Regions from separate parts of the Homo sapiens genome. Here region 1 is linked to region 2. A link is a loop called in an ENCODE intact Hi-C map of the cell type or tissue named here. Cell type or tissue: gastrocnemius medialis. All regions are shown on one strand. Each heading gives the region's core, and the rest is flanking DNA. Links, peaks and the distances in the headings are about the cores only. Region 1 holds the start of LOC105377581 (a long non-coding RNA gene). Region 2 has its middle 110 kb from the start of STOX2.

What was found. Peaks named below come from ENCODE experiments on the same cell type or tissue, not always from the same donor. Only the 100,000 strongest peaks of a DNase experiment are listed, where the experiment ranks them.
Region 1: it touches region 2 in a loop (4-fold over the local background); 11 of 110 quality-filtered maps call a loop at or near these places.

What each region holds. Positions count from the first base shown.
Region 1 is chr4:183,722,622-183,730,836 of GRCh38, forward strand. It overlaps LOC105377581 (a long non-coding RNA gene), which reads left to right and starts at 3,243. Exons shown (of 3, transcript XR_939545.4): 1 at 3,243-3,578; 2 at 7,482-7,670. RefSeq lists a silencer at 81-610 and enhancers at 562-1,323, 721-770. In gastrocnemius medialis, for the core only: no CTCF peak of the experiment used is centred there; a DNase peak (open chromatin) is centred at 272; H3K4me3 peaks cover 978 bases.
Region 2 is chr4:183,793,773-183,802,171 of GRCh38, forward strand. It overlaps a transcript of STOX2 not described here. Among named protein-coding and RNA genes, the nearest start is that of STOX2, 110 kb to the right of the region's middle. RefSeq lists an enhancer at 5,945-6,506. In gastrocnemius medialis, for the core only: no CTCF peak of the experiment used is centred there; no DNase peak of the experiment used is centred there; H3K4me3 peaks cover 1,267 bases; H3K27ac peaks cover 1,169 bases; H3K27me3 peaks cover 3,144 bases.

The sequences.
Region 1 (8,215 bases), core at 1-8,000, 71 kb before region 2:
GGCGGAGGTTGCAGTGAGCCGAGATCGCGCCACTGCACTTCAACCTGGGCGACAGAGGGAGACCTCATCTCAAAAAAAAAAAAAAAAAACAAAAGAGGAAACAAACAAACAAAAAACCTACACCAGCCCAGCCTCTCTAGCGAGGCTCACCCGCCCGCCCGGCCCCCGCACCCGGTCTCGGCTTCTCTGGCCAGGCCGCGGGGCCGTTCGGCGCGGGGCGGGGCGTCGGGGAGTTTCCGCAGCGGTTAGACCGGCCAGGGGACCTCGGGACAATGAGCCTTTCTGTTTTAAAGCCGGAACCCAGCCGGGCCGCGCCGCGAGGAGGCTCCCCTGAGGCTGGCAGGAGAGACCTGCAGAAACTCGTGCGCGCCGAGCGAGGCGGGCGCCCTGGGGCTGGGGCACGCGGCCGGCGGGGGCCGCCAGGGAGCGGCCGTGGCGGGACCAGGACTACGGTGCGCCCCGCCGCCGCCAGCACCCGCCTTGGGAAGCCCGTCCGACGCGTACGCTGCAGGGGCCTTCAATAGGGGCTGTCGCCACCTGCACCCGCGCCGCTGCGGTTCGCAGGAAACTCCTGTGGCTTTTCGGAAGCACAATGCAGAACGCCCGGTGAGGGTTTGCAAAGCCGCCCTGGGAGATGCCGCAGTGTGAAACCTTTACGGTTGCACCTGGCCTCTCTGCTGCATCTGGCCTGTCTGCTGCACCTGGCCTCTCTGCCCCACCTGGCCTCTCTGCCCCACCTGGCCTCTCTGCTGCATCTGGCCTCTGCTGCGCCTGGCCTGTCTGCTGCATCTGGCGCCTGTTGCACCTGGCCTCTTGGCTGCAACTGGCCTCTCAGCTGCGCCTCTTTGTTGCCTCTGCAAACTCGGGTGCCCTGGAGCTTCCTACCCAGAAGTGAGTGCCGTGCACACTGCAGGTGCGAGGTGCCCCTCCTTCTGTCTGTTCTGTTTGGTTTGGCAGATGACAGCACTCTCAGTGGGGCCTGAAACCTTGACAGTCATGGCTTTCTTTGTAAGGACTCTCTTCCTTCATTAAATCGCTTGTATTTGGATTACAGAGATCTGTCATAAAGAGATTCAGTACTTAATAATAACGTGGGGAAAGGATCACCAGGTACTGTTAAGAAAAAAGCAAGGACAGAACAGTGAATACGGTAATGATCTTGTTTCGTAATACAAAACAAAACAGACACTATGCAAATACAAACCCAAAGGAAAATGATCATGCATAAAAATACTGTTTTTGGGCCGGGGGCTGTGGCCCATGCCTATAATCCCAGCACTTTGGGAGGCCAAGGCAGGAGGATCACTTGAGTCCAGGAGTTCAAGATCAGCCTCGGCAACAAAGCGTGACTTCGTCTCTACAAAAATTAAAAAGAAATTAGCCAGGCGCTGGTGTGGGCCTGTAGTCTCGGCTACTTGAAAGGCTGAGGTATGAGGATTGCTGGAGCCCAGGAGGTCAAGGCTGCATTGAGCTATGATTGTGCCACTGCACTCTAGGCTGGGCGACAGAGCTGGGCCCCATCTCTCTCTCTCTCTAGAAAGATAGTTTTTGGATTGTTGGATTGTACAGGTGATAATAATTTTCTTTATTTTACTTATCTGTTCCGAATAGTTTTCCACAGTAAACATGTTTTTTTTTCTAAGAAGAAGGGATAATAAATGTTTATTTTTTGAAAGGAACATAGATCGGCTGGGCGTGGTGGCTCACGCCTGTAATCCCAGCACTTTGGGAGGCGGAGGCGGGCAGATCACGAGATCAGAAGACCAGCCTGGCCAATGTGGTGAAACCCCGTCACTACTAAAAATAAAAAAAAATTAGCTAGGCACGGTGGCACACACCTGTTGTCCCAGTTACTCGGGAGGCTGAGGCAGGAGAATTACTTGAACCGGGAGGCGGAGGTTGCAGTGAGCCGAGATGGTGCCACTGCACTCCAGCCTGGGCAACAGAATGAGACTCCATCTCAAAAAAATAAATCAATAAAAGGAACATAGATCACAACACCAGAGGGAAGAGACCCAGCAGACGGGTCCTATGCAGAAACTTGCTCCCCAGTGATCCACAAGTCACCCAGGAGGTAAAGTATATGCAAGCCACATCAGTGTTCCAGGATGAGGGTTGCCATTAACAAGTTTGTTTCCAGCCCTGAAATCTGTTCCCATTTGAACAAATATTACTCTTAGGAATAGTATAGGGCTCCCCCACCAAGATGGTTTAAGCAAAGGTCATAGGCCCTGCCTGTCTAAAAATGTAACCCTGAAGTTCTTTTTGGGTGAAAGCATTGTTAGGTGTCTCAGACAAGGACTGTTCTATTCAACACGGAAGCACGCGTTTGCTTGTGAGCTGTTACTGCAGACTTGCCTGAGATGCATCCAGCCCAGAAGGGCAGGCACAGTGGGCAGCTTGTGTATGGAGGGAGATCAACCGGGAGAAGACACAAAGATACATTTTTGAGACTTTATTATTTCCCATCTAAAAGTCCACCCCTATTCTAGTGGCCAGAATTGACTGCAGAGAAGGCAGGGTGCCCAGGAAGGGGACTGTATGGTAAACACAGCATTATCACTGCCACAGGAGCCTGGTAGGGCTCAGCTGAAACTCCACCTCCCTCCACAGCCTTCAGGGGTCCTTCTTGTCCTATGGACTCTTCTGGCATTTCCTGTGTGGATGCCCATCTCATACCTTTACATTTTTAAATTTTATTTATTTGAGATGGAGTCTTACTCTGTCACCAGGCTGGAGTGCAGTGGCACTATCTCAGCTCACTGCAACTTCCACCTCCCAGGTTCAAACAATTTTCCTGCTTCAGCTTCCTAAGTAGCTAGGATTGCAGGCGTCCGCCACCCTGCCCAGCTAATTTTTGTATTTTTAGTAGAGGTGGGGTTTCATCATGTTGGTCAGGCTGGTCTCGAACTCCTGACCACAGGTGATCTGCCCTCCGTGGCCTCCCAAAGTGCTGGTGAGAGGTGAAGCCGGCTGGGCTTCTGGGATGGGTGGGGACTTGGAGAACTTATTTGTCTAGCTAAAGGATTGTAAACGCACCAATCAGCACTCTGTGTCTAGCTAAAGGTTTGTAAATGCACCAATCAGCACTCTGTCAAAAATGGACCAATCAGCACTCTGTAAAATGGACCAATCAGCACTCTGTAAAATGGACCAATCAGCTTGCTGTAAAATGGACCAATCAGCAGGATGTGGGTGGGGCCAAATAAGGGGATAAAAAGCAGGCCATGCGAGCCACCTGTGGCAACCCACTTGGGTTCCCTGCGATGTTGTGGAAGGGTTGTTGTTTTGCTGTTTCCAGTAAATGTTGGTGTTGCTCAGTTTTTGGGTCCACACTGTGTTTATGAGCTGTAACACGCACTGCAAAGGTCTGCAGCTTCACTCCTGAGGTCAGCGAGACCATGAACTCACCAACCTGCTGGGAGGGATGAACAACTCCGGACGCGCCACGTTTATGAACTGTAACACCACGAAGGTCTGCAGCTTCGCTCCTGAGGCCAGCACGACCATGAACCCATTAGAAGGAATGAACAACTCCAGACGCGCTGCCCTTAGGAGCCGTAACACTCACTGTGAAGGTAAGCAGTTTCACTCCTTAAGTCAGGGAGACCACGAACCCACCAGAAGGAAGAAACTCCAGACACACCGAAGGGGTGGCCTGTCCCTCCACACCTGTGGATATTTCTAGTTGGGTGGGACGAGAGAGTGAGAAAAGAAATGACACAAAGTATAGAGGAAACAACAGTGGGCCCAGAGCACCAGCACCAGCACTGGTCTCTGAGTTCCCTCAGTTTCTATTGATTACTATCTTCATTATTTCAGTAAAAAGGAATGTAGTAGGAGGGCAGGGTGATAATGAGAAGGTCAGCAACAAACGTGAGCAATAGAATCTGTGTCATAATTAAGTTCGAGGGAAGGTACTATGACTGGACGTGCACGTAAGCCAGATTTATGTTTCTCTCCACCCAAACATCTCAGTGGAGTAAAGAATAACAAGGCAGCACTGCTGCAAGCATGTCTCGCCTCCCACCATAGGGCGGTTTTTCTCTGATCTCAGAATTGAACAAATGTACTATCGGGTTTTATACCGAGACATTCAGTTCCCAGGGGCAGGCAGGAGACCTGGGCAGTTCCAGAGGCAGGCAGGATAGTGGCCGCCTTCTATCTCAACTGCAAGAGGCTTTCCTTTTACTAATCCACCTCAGCACAGACCCTTTTCAGGTGTCGGGCTGGGGGACGGTCAGGTCTTTCTCATCCCATGAGGCCATATTTCAGACTATCACAAGGGGAGAAACCTTGGACAATACCCTGCTTTCAAGGGCAGAGGTCCCTGCGGCTTTCCTCAGTGCATTGTGCCCCTGGTTTATTGAGACTAGAGAATGGCGATGACTTTTACCAAGTATACTGCTTGTAAACATTTTGTTAACAAGGGATGTCCTGCACAGCCCTAGATCCCTTAAACCTTGATTTCATACAACACATGTTTTTGTGAGCTCCAGGTTGGGTCAAAGTGGCTGGGGCAAAGTGGTTGGGGCAAAGCTACAAATTAACATCTCAGCAAAGCAATTGTTTAAAGTACAGGTCTTTTTCAAAATGGAGTCTCTTATGTCTTTCCTTTCTATATAGACACAGTAACAGTCTGATCTTTCCTTTCCCTACAACACACCATCTTTAAGAACTATAACACTCACCACAAGGGCCCATGGCTTCATTCTTGAAGTCAGCGAGACCAAGAACCCACCAATTCTGGACACACTGGGATTACGGGCATGAGTCACTGCACCCAGCTCATCTTGCACCTTTTTAAAGGCTGCATTCTGTCTCTCAACTAGCTCTTTGTCCTGTATCTCTTTTCTCTCTAGTGCCCAAAGCAGGGCTCAGATGGGGTTGGACGCAGCCATCAATGGCCAGGGGATGACTTAGTTGCTCGAAAGTGCAATCTGGGCTGTCTTGTTACTAAAAACAGTTCTGTGAAATGCTACAGTCAACAGCCACTTGCTGGTTTAACTCAGTGATTGAACTGGATACAGTGACTAGAGAGAATCCAAATAGTATGGAGGCCCAAGGTCAGCTGCCTTGTTGAGTCAGTCAGCAGAGAGAAAGCTCTCCACCAGAGTACGCAGAAGTGTAGCGGGCTATCTTCAGGGAACTATGTCCTGGATAGCTACAGGATACGGTTTTAGGTGTTCTGTCAATGATCATATTATTTAGTGCAGTTAAATAAGGATTTATTCACTGATCAAGCAGAATTTTTAAAAATATATACTTCCCGAATGCTAAAAATGGAATTAAAAGCAGCCAATTCTTGTAGAATTGCTGACTTCCCTTTCTCTATTTGTGAGAGAGATATGGAGTGATCCCGACCTTAACAGAATTTTTTTTTCTTTGAGATGGAGTCTCACTCCATCACCCAGGCTGGAAGGCAGTGGCGCGATCTCGGCTCACTGCAACCTCTGCCTCCTGGGTTCAAGCGATTCTCCCACCTCGACCTCCCCAGTAGCTAGGATTACAGGTGCCCACCGCCACACCTAGTTGTTTTGTATTTTCAGTAGAGAATGGGGTCTCGCCATGTTGGCCAGGCTGGTCTCAAACTTCTGACCTCAAGTGATCTGGTTGCATCAGCCTCCCAAAGTGCTGGGATTATAGGCGTGAGCCATTGTGCCTGGCTAATTTTTTTGTATCTTTAGTAGAGACGTTTTCACCATGTTGGCCAGGCTGGTCTGGAATTCTTGACCTCAAGTGATCCACCTGCCTCGGCCTCTCAAAAGTGCTGGGATTACGGGCATGAGCCACCGCGCCCGGCCTAGACCCCGGACCTTAACAGCAGCTGTTAAGGACACAGCCCCCGTTTGGCCAACGCTAAGCATTTTGCCAAATAGTAGCTTGTTCTGCCTTCTGTGCAACTCTCCGCTGGATTCTGTTCAGTCGAAGGGGATGGCAGGAGTGAACGCCTCCGAACTGTGTGTGTAAGGAGAGGGAGGGGCTGGCAGACATCTTGTGATTGACAGCAACCCAGTGTCAGTCCATCCGTCATTCATTGGTCTCTGACCCCAGCACAAATCCCACCGAGGCTGTTGGAACCTCGGTAGAGGAAGTTGGGGTCTCGCACCAGAAACAAACGTTCCTTACTTACAGAGGGGCAGCTTTCCCTGGAAGTTGACCGGGTCCGGCATCTGCTCACATACGCCTTTCCACTGCCTGGGAAGACAGAGTGGCAAACTGGCTGGGCATTTGTAACCATGTCATCTGGAATCCTGTTTGCATGTGGATGGAGACTTTTCTTACTGTACTCTGAACTGTTCATTCATTCTTTGACTTAACAGATATTTGTTTGTTTTTGAGGCAGAGTCTGGCTCTGTTGCCAGGCTGGACTGCAGTGGCACAATCTCTGCTCACTGTAACCTCTGCCTCCCAAATTCAAGTAATTCTCCTGCCTCAGCCTCCTGATTAGCTGGGGCTGCAGGTGCACGCTGCCACACCTGGTTTTTTTTTTGTTTTTGTTTTTGTTTTTGTTTGTATTTTAGTAGTGACAGGGTTTCTTGAACTCCTAAGCTCAGGCAATCCGCCCGCCGCGGCCTCCCAAAGTGCTTGGATTACAGGTGTGAGCCACTGCCCCAGCCACTTAACAGATGTTTATTGAACACTAAAAATGTGTCAGGTGCTCTCTTAAGCCAGTTCAAGTACATTGGTGAACAAAATACACCAAGACTCCCCTCCTCATGGGTATTTTAGGATGGATAATAAACCACAAATATAATAGATAAACATTAGAAAGTATTTTAGAAGGTGATACATGCTATGAAAAAAGAAATAACAGCAGGGTGCCAAGCATGGTAGTTCACACCTGTAATCCTAGCACTTTGGAAGGCTGAGGTGGGTAGACTGATAGAGCCTAGGCGTTGAAGACCAGCCTGGGCAACATAGCAAGACACCATTTGTACAAAAAAATGCAAAAATTAGAGGTGGGTGTGGTGGCACATGCCTGTACTCCCAGCTACTCGGGAGACTCAGATGGGAGGATCACTGCTGCCTGGGTGGATGAGGCTGTAACAAGCCATGATTGCGCCACTGGATTCCAGCCCGTGTGACAGAGTGAGACCCTGTTTTTCCCCACCCAACCCCCGGCAAAAAAGAAGGAGAGCAGGGTGAGTGGGGGTTACATTGTTAAATAGGAGGTCAGAGCAGGACTCGCCAAAAAAGTAGCGTTTAAGCAAAAACTTGAAGAGGACATTAGCTTTGAGGTGGTTGGAGAAAGCAGGCTTTAGGCACAGAGAAGAGTTAGTTTCAATGTCCCGAAGGAGGGGCATGCCCAACGGGAATTTCCAGAGCAGTGTGGGGAGCAGAGTGAGCAAGGCGATGAGATCACAGAGGTGTCGGATCTTGCCAGACCTTCCAGGCCATTCATTGCACAGACTTGGCTTTTTCTCTGAATAGGGAACCACTGGGAGGTTAGAGCAAAGGAGTGACGAGCTCTGACTTAGCTTTCACAGGATCACTCTGGCTGCTGTGTTGATCCTGGACTGTCAGGGTACAAAGGTAGAGGAGACATTGCGGTGATCCCAGGGCCCTGGAGAGAGGAGTGGCAGTGGAACTGATGAGAGGTGCTCAGATGCTGGAGAGAACTAGAGTGACTTGCCCAAGGTCACACAGCTAGTCAGCAGGAGAGCCAGGTAAGAGCCCAATTCTCCCAAATTACAATGTCATGCTTAATCCACTACCCTTCTCTTCAGTCTTTCGGCACCTCGTGGCCATGCTGAGATGCAGGTTTCACATGTGATTTTTGGTTGTCTTGGAGGCATCAATGCATTTGAGTATATGTCTAGGTATCTCATTCCAGCACCATTCTTTTGAAAATGTTTTGGGGCTAGAAGGTAGTATATCAGACATCCACTCTTTGCTACACACACTGATACCTGGATATGATTTCTAGATATTTTTGCAAAAATTCTTGTATACACCCTTTTTCTCTGTCGAAGGCACATCTAGTGATACCAATATGACACTGAAGGCACCCGAGGTGGATTCCTGGCAAGCTTCTACTGTGCATAAGATGAAGATCTGCTCTTGTCTGATGGCTACTCCAGGAAGAAGCAGATGAGCTACGGCTGGAATTATAGCCATGATGCTTTTCTCTAATCTAGAAGGTTCCTGAGGATGTCAGTGACTGATCTGTGGCTTGGCATGTTCACTGAGTCGGTTCTGTCCACATTTCCAG
Region 2 (8,399 bases), core at 289-8,288:
CCAGTAATTGGTTAGGTAAGTGGGACAGATGGGACGACATGGGGTTTGAGCTTTGGGATAAACTGCTTAGGTTTAGATTCTAATTCTAAACCTAGGCATTTCATTGCTGGGGGATCCTATACAAATTTCCCACATTCTTTGTGCCTTAATTTCCTCATCCACAAATTAATAGAGATGGTATAAGATCTGCCTTAGAGGGCTGTTGTAAGAATTAAAGACCTTTCCATGCCCCGGGTGCTGAACTAAATTTTACTCTTTATTATCAGGAGGAATTGTTGCCTAAGGAAGACAAAGACCTCTGTATCAAGATGCGGAAAGAGTATACAGATAGGACTTGTCCAGACATCTTAGGGCTGAGCTCCTAAGCCATGAGTTTGGAAAAAGATGCTTTCTTTTTACAGATTCAGGGATAGGAGAGGGAACATTTGAGTCTTAATTTTGACTAAAACTTGGCTCTAAGGCTGTTGAGCCTAGATAGCTGTAGTGGAAGATGGAAAACCTATTTTTTTTTTTCCAAAGGGTTGAGTAATCTTTCAAGAAGTAGCTATTTGAAAACACTGTTCCTTTGAGTATTCTAGAAAATATTCTTTGTTCTGAGGAAATAAAATAGGCCATTTAGTTACACAAATAGAACGCAGAGCCGATTGGACAGATGTTTGCGATGCCGTTCAAGAGGGAAACATGCTTTGCTGAGAATGTCAAAGGTTGTCTATATTGAAGGCAGTTTTGCATTTAATTTCCTAGGGAAAAAGATGTATAACTATTTCAGATGGTTGCTTGTTCCTGCAGTATTTTGTATGTTTTTGCTCAGGAGTTGCTCACAGAAAATGAAGGAGCTATTTTTGGTGATTTTCCGGGCACAGAGTTACCTTAGGGTAACTGTGAGAACTAAGGTCCTTCATCTATCTGATAAGTAGACTGAACACACATTGTCCCACCCTGCATCCAACCTATTTGTACGAAGCTACACTGCCTCATGTTTCCTATACAGATGATTGAAGACATATCGTAAAGAGAAGAACTATAGTATCTTGCGGATGCTGCTCATGAATAGATGGACTAATCAAAACCCAATGTCACCTCAGTAGCAATGAGCACACCTAGTAGCCACATGTTGGTTTCTAAATACCATTCACTAAAAAGAATCAGAGTTCCTTGGAAAAATGGCTGATTGTAGGGGTGGAGCAAAATGATTCTGGAACATCTTGACATGCCAAAAAGTAACGAAGTGCTCAGAGAATGATGAGACCAATTCTAAAGGACGTAAGAGCCAGCTTTTAGAAGCTCCCACTGGCCAAATTTGGGGTAATATGAACATCAAAATAATGATAATACTTAAGAATTATAACCTATTGAATAAAGCAAGAAGGCATAGCCCATGCTGTTATTTAATAATAAAGGAAAGCTCATTTTTACAGTAGAATGACAACGAATACACGTAGAAGGCATGATGAAACTGGAATACCAGAATTTAGCAACCATTATAATATCAAGACAAACAAGAATCAAAGACCACTATAATGAGCAAACAATGGAGAAGTAACAGGATGGTATTTATATAATCTCAAAATACTTCTCAGAAAGATATTTATTAATTAAAAGAGTAAAATAATAATTTATAGTAGGGAGATTGTTCCATCATTTAGAAAAAGAATTTGTGCATGTGTAGAGACAGAGTAAAATGTTAATTAAGGAACCCAGGTGAAGATATGTGGGTATTCTTTGTACAATTCTTGCACTTTGTCTGAAGTTATGTCAAAATAAAACAAAAAAAGAGACAAATGCAAACTAAAAAAATCACAAGTGTAAAATTGTCCCTTCTTCCATTTTTCCAACCACCATCACTTCCTTTCTTCCTGAGGCCCAGACACTAAGCAAGGAGGGTGAGGAATGCGGCATTTCAACGGGGCCAAATTGAGGAGGCTTAATACGAAAGCGCCAAAAGCCAGGCAAGAAAATCACAGGTCTCCCCACACGGTGGGTGCCTGGGAAATTCTGAGGTCAGGATGCCCTGCTCCAGCGGCCTTCCTATGTTAAACCCAGCTCTTGGCTTTTTGAGGTCTGAAAAGCACCTAGGGTCTGTAACACCCTCATGCTGACTGAAAACTTTATCATCTGAGGTGACTTCCTATCCATTTATTTGCTTGATTCCTTCACCAGTCCAGTGACAGGGACTTAGCAGGACTTAACAACTCCCATTTTGCAGATGGAGAAACTGAGTTTCTGTTTATTATAACAGTGTGGGCTATGCCTTCTTGCTTTATTCAATAGGGCATCCTGCAGTAAGACTAAAACTCAGGTCTTGGCCGGGCACGGTGGCTCACGCCTGTAATCCCAGCACTTTAGGAGGCCGAGGTGGGTGGATCACCTGAGGTCAGGAGTTCGAGACCAGCCTGGACAATGTGGTGAAACCCCGTCTCTACTAAAAATACAAAAATTAGCTGGGTGTGGTGGCGCCCGCCTGTAATCCCAGCTACTGGGGAGGCTGAGGCAGGAGAAACCTGGGAGGCGGAGGTTGCAGTGAGCCAAGATCGCGCCATTGCACTCTAGCCTGGGCGACAGTGAGACCTCGTCTCAAACACAAAACAAAACAAAACAAAACAAAACAAACCAAAACAAAACAAAACAAACACCTCAGGTCTTTAGACCCGGGTTTAGTGACTTTTTCATGATAATAAAATCACAGGACGCCAGCGGAAAACAGTTCAGTTATTTCTATTCCCCAAAACTAGGCTGGACATTCTGTGTTTTTCACGGTGTGGTCCGAGACCACCAGCAGCAGCAGTAGCAGCAGCATCTGGGAATTTCTTAGAAATTTAAAAAACCGGGTTCCTCTAGACCTACTGAATCAGAAACTCTGGGAATGGGGCCCAGATACCTGCGTTTTAATACGTGTTCAGGTGACGGTGATGCACGTTGAAATTTAAATACCGCTCTGGGTAAATGTAGCATAACTCTTAATGCTTCTTATGACAATCATCTCTTTTCACATATGACTACTAGCCTCTCTCGATTAAAATATAAGTCATACAGAATTTGGCACAGAAACAAACGTAAGGAATTTTCTTAAAAGCATCATCGTTACCTTTCCTGGTAAATTTCTGTAACCTCTTCATAAACCGAGGGTTAATGGTTGATTGGGTTTCCTCTAGGGTAGGCCAAAGTATATGCTGAAGACAAGAGAGTAGAATTCCTCAAGAGTTTGGGAGGAGGGACTGATGACAATTTTTGGTGGTTGACTAAGTTTTTTAAAAAGCCACTTCTAAGGGTACATTCATTAACCAGTCAGCGAATCCACTTGTTCCAGCGAGAGGTGGGAGGTGGGGGCAGGGGTGGAGCGTGGGGAGGAGCGACACTCGCCGCTCCGGAATCCGTGCCTTCCAAGTGTCGCCGTTGCGTCCCCCGCAACCCCCGCTTTCTGATCTCCCTCGAGGCCCAACACCCAAAGGCTCACCCCTAGGCCATCCGCGCTCCCCGACCACCTCCCTCATAGGACTCCTTGGGATTCCTCAGGCCGCGTCCAGCCGAGGGGGTTCCCGGGCGCGGTGCGCACTGCCCGCCCCCTCACTGCCTCCTCCCGCGTCTCCGCCCCCGCGGGGCCGCTGGGCGCCCGGGGAGGCGAGGGTGCCGAGGCCGGAAAATGAGCGCTGCCCGAAGGGTGGCCCGGAGCTGCAGGTAACGCGGTCCAGAGCTCAGGCCGGAGCGGGCCCCGCACACCGTCCCTTCCCCGCAGCGACCCGCGGGCTGCGCCCAGGGACTGCGCCGGGCGCCCGGGCTGCAGGGACGCGGGCGCGGGGGAGGCGCGGCCAGCCCTGCCCTGGGGGACGGTCGCGCTCCCCGCTGGTCTTGCAGCCACGTCCCGGCGGCTGTTCCTGGGAGCGGCGGGAGGCGGCCTCGGTGAGCCAGGTCGGCGCGGCAGATGCCTGGGAAGATGGAGAAGTTTCTGCAGATCGCGCCTCACTCCCTGGCCATCGTCCTGGGCCCGGCAGAGGCGCCGGCGGGGGAAAGGCCAGGGGCAGCCCGGCCCGCGCCCCCGGCCCAGCCCCGCCAGCTCGCCCGGCACCACATCGGCTACGAGATCTTCGCCGACTTCAAAGCCGAGAACATGCAGCACTTCTGGAACAAGAAGGTCACGGCCGCGGTGGCCGAGACCTTCTTCCTGGGCTGGATCGACGAGCAGGTCCTGCTGATCCAGGGCAAGGAGGAACATCTGGAGGCGCTGCGCGAAGGCTGGACGCGCCGGGCCCTGCGGCCGCCCTCGGGCTTCCACATCCGCTGCCTGGGTGAGTGCGACCGCCGCGCGCCCGTCCCGTCCCTTCCCACCGGATCGCGTCCGTGCCGTGCGGTCGCGGGTGCCCCGCCCTGCCCCAGCCCGCCGCGGGCACCGCCGAGGCTCCCCTGGGTGCCCGCGTCCCTGCCGGGGGAGGAGCCGGGGGCCCTCTGCGAGCGTGGGATTGGGGAACTTCCTGGCACCGAAAGGAGGGAGCCGTCCCATTCCCGGTGCGCCGCCCCCGCCTGCCCGCGGGAGCCTCCCCGGTGGCGGGCGGTGCCTGAGGCCGGCCAGGTGGGCGCCGCGGCTCGGCGGGCGGCTCGGAGGGCGCGGCGCTCGGGGCGCGTGAGTGTCCCCCTCCCGGCACTGCTCCGCGGCTGGAGTGCGCGGGCCGGGCGGAGGTGGGCGGGGAGGATTCCGGGGCTCGGGTCGCGCGGGGCTCCCAGCTGGAGCGGCGGCTCAGGTGCGCCCGGGACGCCCTTCCCTGGGCGGCGACTGCGGGGGACGCGCCGGGAAGCTAGGGTTGAGGCTGAGTGTTGCGCGCACGCATTTCTCAACGAGGCAAGGCTGCAGAGTTCGTCTTAAATGTCTCACCTGCAGCACATCTCTCAAGTCGTTTTGTGTGTCTGAGGGAAGGAAGAGACACAAAGAGGCCGGAGGAAAAAAAATCTGATCCTCAACAAAAGAGAGCAAAACGTAAAGAGGGGCAGAGTCGCCCAGAGGTGAAGGTCGCCGCCGCGTTTCCAGTGCTGCTTTGACTTGCTGGTTTTTATTGCACTACTTCATTTCCCCTCCTTAATCCAGTTTGCATCGCCTGTAGAATATACTTTTGAGTTTTGTACTTTGGGTTTTATACTTTGAGTTTTTGTACTATTACATAGTAAATAGTAAAGCTTTAGGAAACAATTTCAAGGAAGAAAGCATTCTTTCTAGTCCCGCGGTTCAGAAATTCTTTCTTGACATTTTGGGAGGTCAAAAGTTCAAACGCTAAAAAACTGTAAAGCCGCCTTTTCTCGTTACCCGCTGTTGCTATGCCGCCTTCCTCTGAAGGATTAGCTGTTACCTGCTGATGTGACGCCATCTATGCGTGTGACGAATTTATAGCATTTTTATTTTGTTGTGTTTTGTCTATTTTGGCAGAGAAGAGATCTTTACAAAGCTTTCTTTGACTTGAGTAGACAAAAAGCTAGTAAAGCTTGCATCTTGTGTATTTTGTAACCTGCGCTGAATTTCAAAAGGTGCCTTGATTTTCTCAATTCTTTTGACTTTAGCAAGAACCTCAGTCTCTGAAATTAAGCGGCCTCCGTAAAGGGCCAAGGTGAACGCCTCTGAGACTTAACTTGCTTTTGCCCCGTAGGACTGTGACACATTAGGACGTAAGGATATACGTAGTCATTTATATGCACCGTATAGATTGCTCTACAGGCTTTTAATAATTTTCTTTGAAATTCGATTTCACACTTTTTAATGTTTTATTTTGCATAATTTCAAATATATACAAAAGTAGTATAACTCAAAAATATTATATTGAACCCCCACCGTGTACTCAACGTTCCGCTCCAAAAAGTATCAATGGCATGGCCGGTCTTACTGCATTTATACCCCCATCTACCCCCTACCCGTACTTTTTTGAAATCTCAGACATTATATCAACTTGATTTCATTTGTAAATATTTCAGTATGCTCATGTATTTTTTTTATTTCAGCAGAATTTATAAGTTCATAGGAATTGGTGATCTGTCATATTAACCAAAGAGAAATATTTTGGCAATTTTTAAAGGTTCCAAATTGCTCTAATTGGTTGACTGTTGCCCTGACCTGGGTAGGTGGCCTGGCCTGAGCTGTCTCTGCTGACTGGCAACTGATGGGGCCTGCCAGCCTCTGTAGTACTGAGCTCCTCACCTTACCTCTGCACCCTCAGAGGAAGCAGAGGGACTCCCTCTTAAAGCCCAAGCATCAGATAAAAGAGCAGGGGTGATACCTGCTGGGATCCAAGTGCTAACTTTCTTTTGAACTGCCTGGGGGGTGGGGTGGGTTAAAAATCTCCACTGGAATTCCAATTTTGCTTCAGTAATGACGGTAAAATGCTGAATTGTTTGAAAGATTTTTATCTACTATAAAAATTCTCAATATCTGCTGCAGGCTTCCTCATTTTTTTTTGTTGCCAGATCTTTTATTGGGCTTTGCAATTCCAGTCTGGAAGCTGATGAGGATTGGCTCACAACCTTTTATTCTGAGTCACAATACACGTGATGACAAGTTCAAATGCTGGCGGGGGGCCGGGGCGGTGATATGGGGGATCCTGGCTGAAACTCTGCTCTGAAAAGCGTGATGTTATAGGAATAGCCTAGAATCGATCTACTGCTAAACGTACAAAACCAGAAACCAAATGCTATCTTTGATACTTTATTATTAGTAATACATTTCTTGCAGCATCCCTTTCAATTGACCCCCATCTGTAGTACATATATCGTCAGGTCCTTTTACATTGTTTTGGGATTTTAGCTCATTATTTCATGCATATGAAACGGCCATAGAGCCAGACACATAGATGAGCTTTACAGGAGGCGCATTACATTCCCACTTGTTGAACTTGAATTAAGCTCATCAGTTACCAATAGTCCTCTGAAATAACTGGTAGCCAAAAGTTTGCTTAAGTCTTATCATTCTTGTGGGGGATACAGATTATTTATAAAAATTGGTTGTGTTTCAGATGATCTCTTAGATCCCACCATAGAGAGTGGTAATAAAAGTGTCCCATTAGATCCTGCCAGTGAAGAAAGGAGAGGAACGGTTTTGCCCTGTCTCTTGACTTGGGTTCGCCTGGGTGCATGATTTCACACAACCCAGAGCAGAGAGGCTCACAGGCGGGGCGAGACAGGCAAGCCCCGGTGCTTTTGTCTGGCTGTGCTGTGGTACAGTTGAGGCAAACCTACACTTTCACAGCAGGATTTGCCAGGAGTTAATATTTTATGCTGTAACTTGAAACACCTGTGTTGAAATCATAAGCATTTTGGTGCCTGTAATTCCAAAAGTATATGGTTCTAACCAACTGTAAAACTTCAGGTGAGGGTTGGACAACAAGGAGATAATTACTGGATTCAACAAGAAGCAGGGTGTTAAGCCACTCAAAGGAAAAGTGGTTTTGACTTGGCATCTTCCAATTCACTACTTAGAAATAACCTACTAGAATTTGCAAGTCCATTCTTAGAAATAACCTACTGTGGGCATATAGAAAAAAAGTTTGGACTTTTGATTTTCAGAACCCTTCAAAGGGTATACAGGATGCTGGTAATGTTTTAAAATTGTGCTATGTATTTTGAGTAAATCACAGTAAATTAAAGCCCATACATGTTTATTGAGTGCTTTCTAGCGCCAGCCTCTGTGTCACTCCTGCAAATAGGAAGACTGATGGGACATGCCATCTTTTGGGGTATTCTGACATAAGAAATTGAGAGTGTGCTAAATGCTTTGAGGACTCTTTGTTTTGAGTGAACGAGAAGCAGTTACTTCTGTCTTGTGAGCTGGTAGGGGAGGTTTCCCAGGTATGAGGCTTGAACTTGATCTTGTGCAGATGGAGATGGGGGTGGGGCGGGAGTTCCTGCAGAGCAGGAGAACTTTCCCTGCTGGGGAAGGAGGTGCCCGGAGCTTGAGTGAAGGCTTGGGGTTGGAGAGTTCCTGATGTGTTTGGAAACTGGCTGGGGTGATAAGACAATGGAAAGGTGGGAGAGGGCCAGATGTGAAGATCTAGAAGCCACTGGAGGCTTCTAAGCAAGGGTGGGAATGAAGTGATTTGATCTGTGTTACAATGAGAATTCCATGCCAGTGAGGGTGAAGGGTGGGACTGGGAGGGGATTAGAAAGAAATAGGAGCACTAGCTAGGCCTATTGAAACAGAGGGAGAAATGCCAAGTGCTTCTTTAGAGTGTTTGCTCTCCTTCGGTACACTTGCACAGGCCACGGTTAGTACCCGAAGAAAGACACCATTAGTCTGGTTGAGGCTGGAGGGCCTTCTAGCCTCGGCCACAAGCCCTTAGCCTTTGTGTGGAGCCATGTGCGTGCTCCCCCTCCAGACCTCAGGGAGCACAGGTGCATCTCTGTCCCCAAATGGGAAAGTGGCACTTTACACT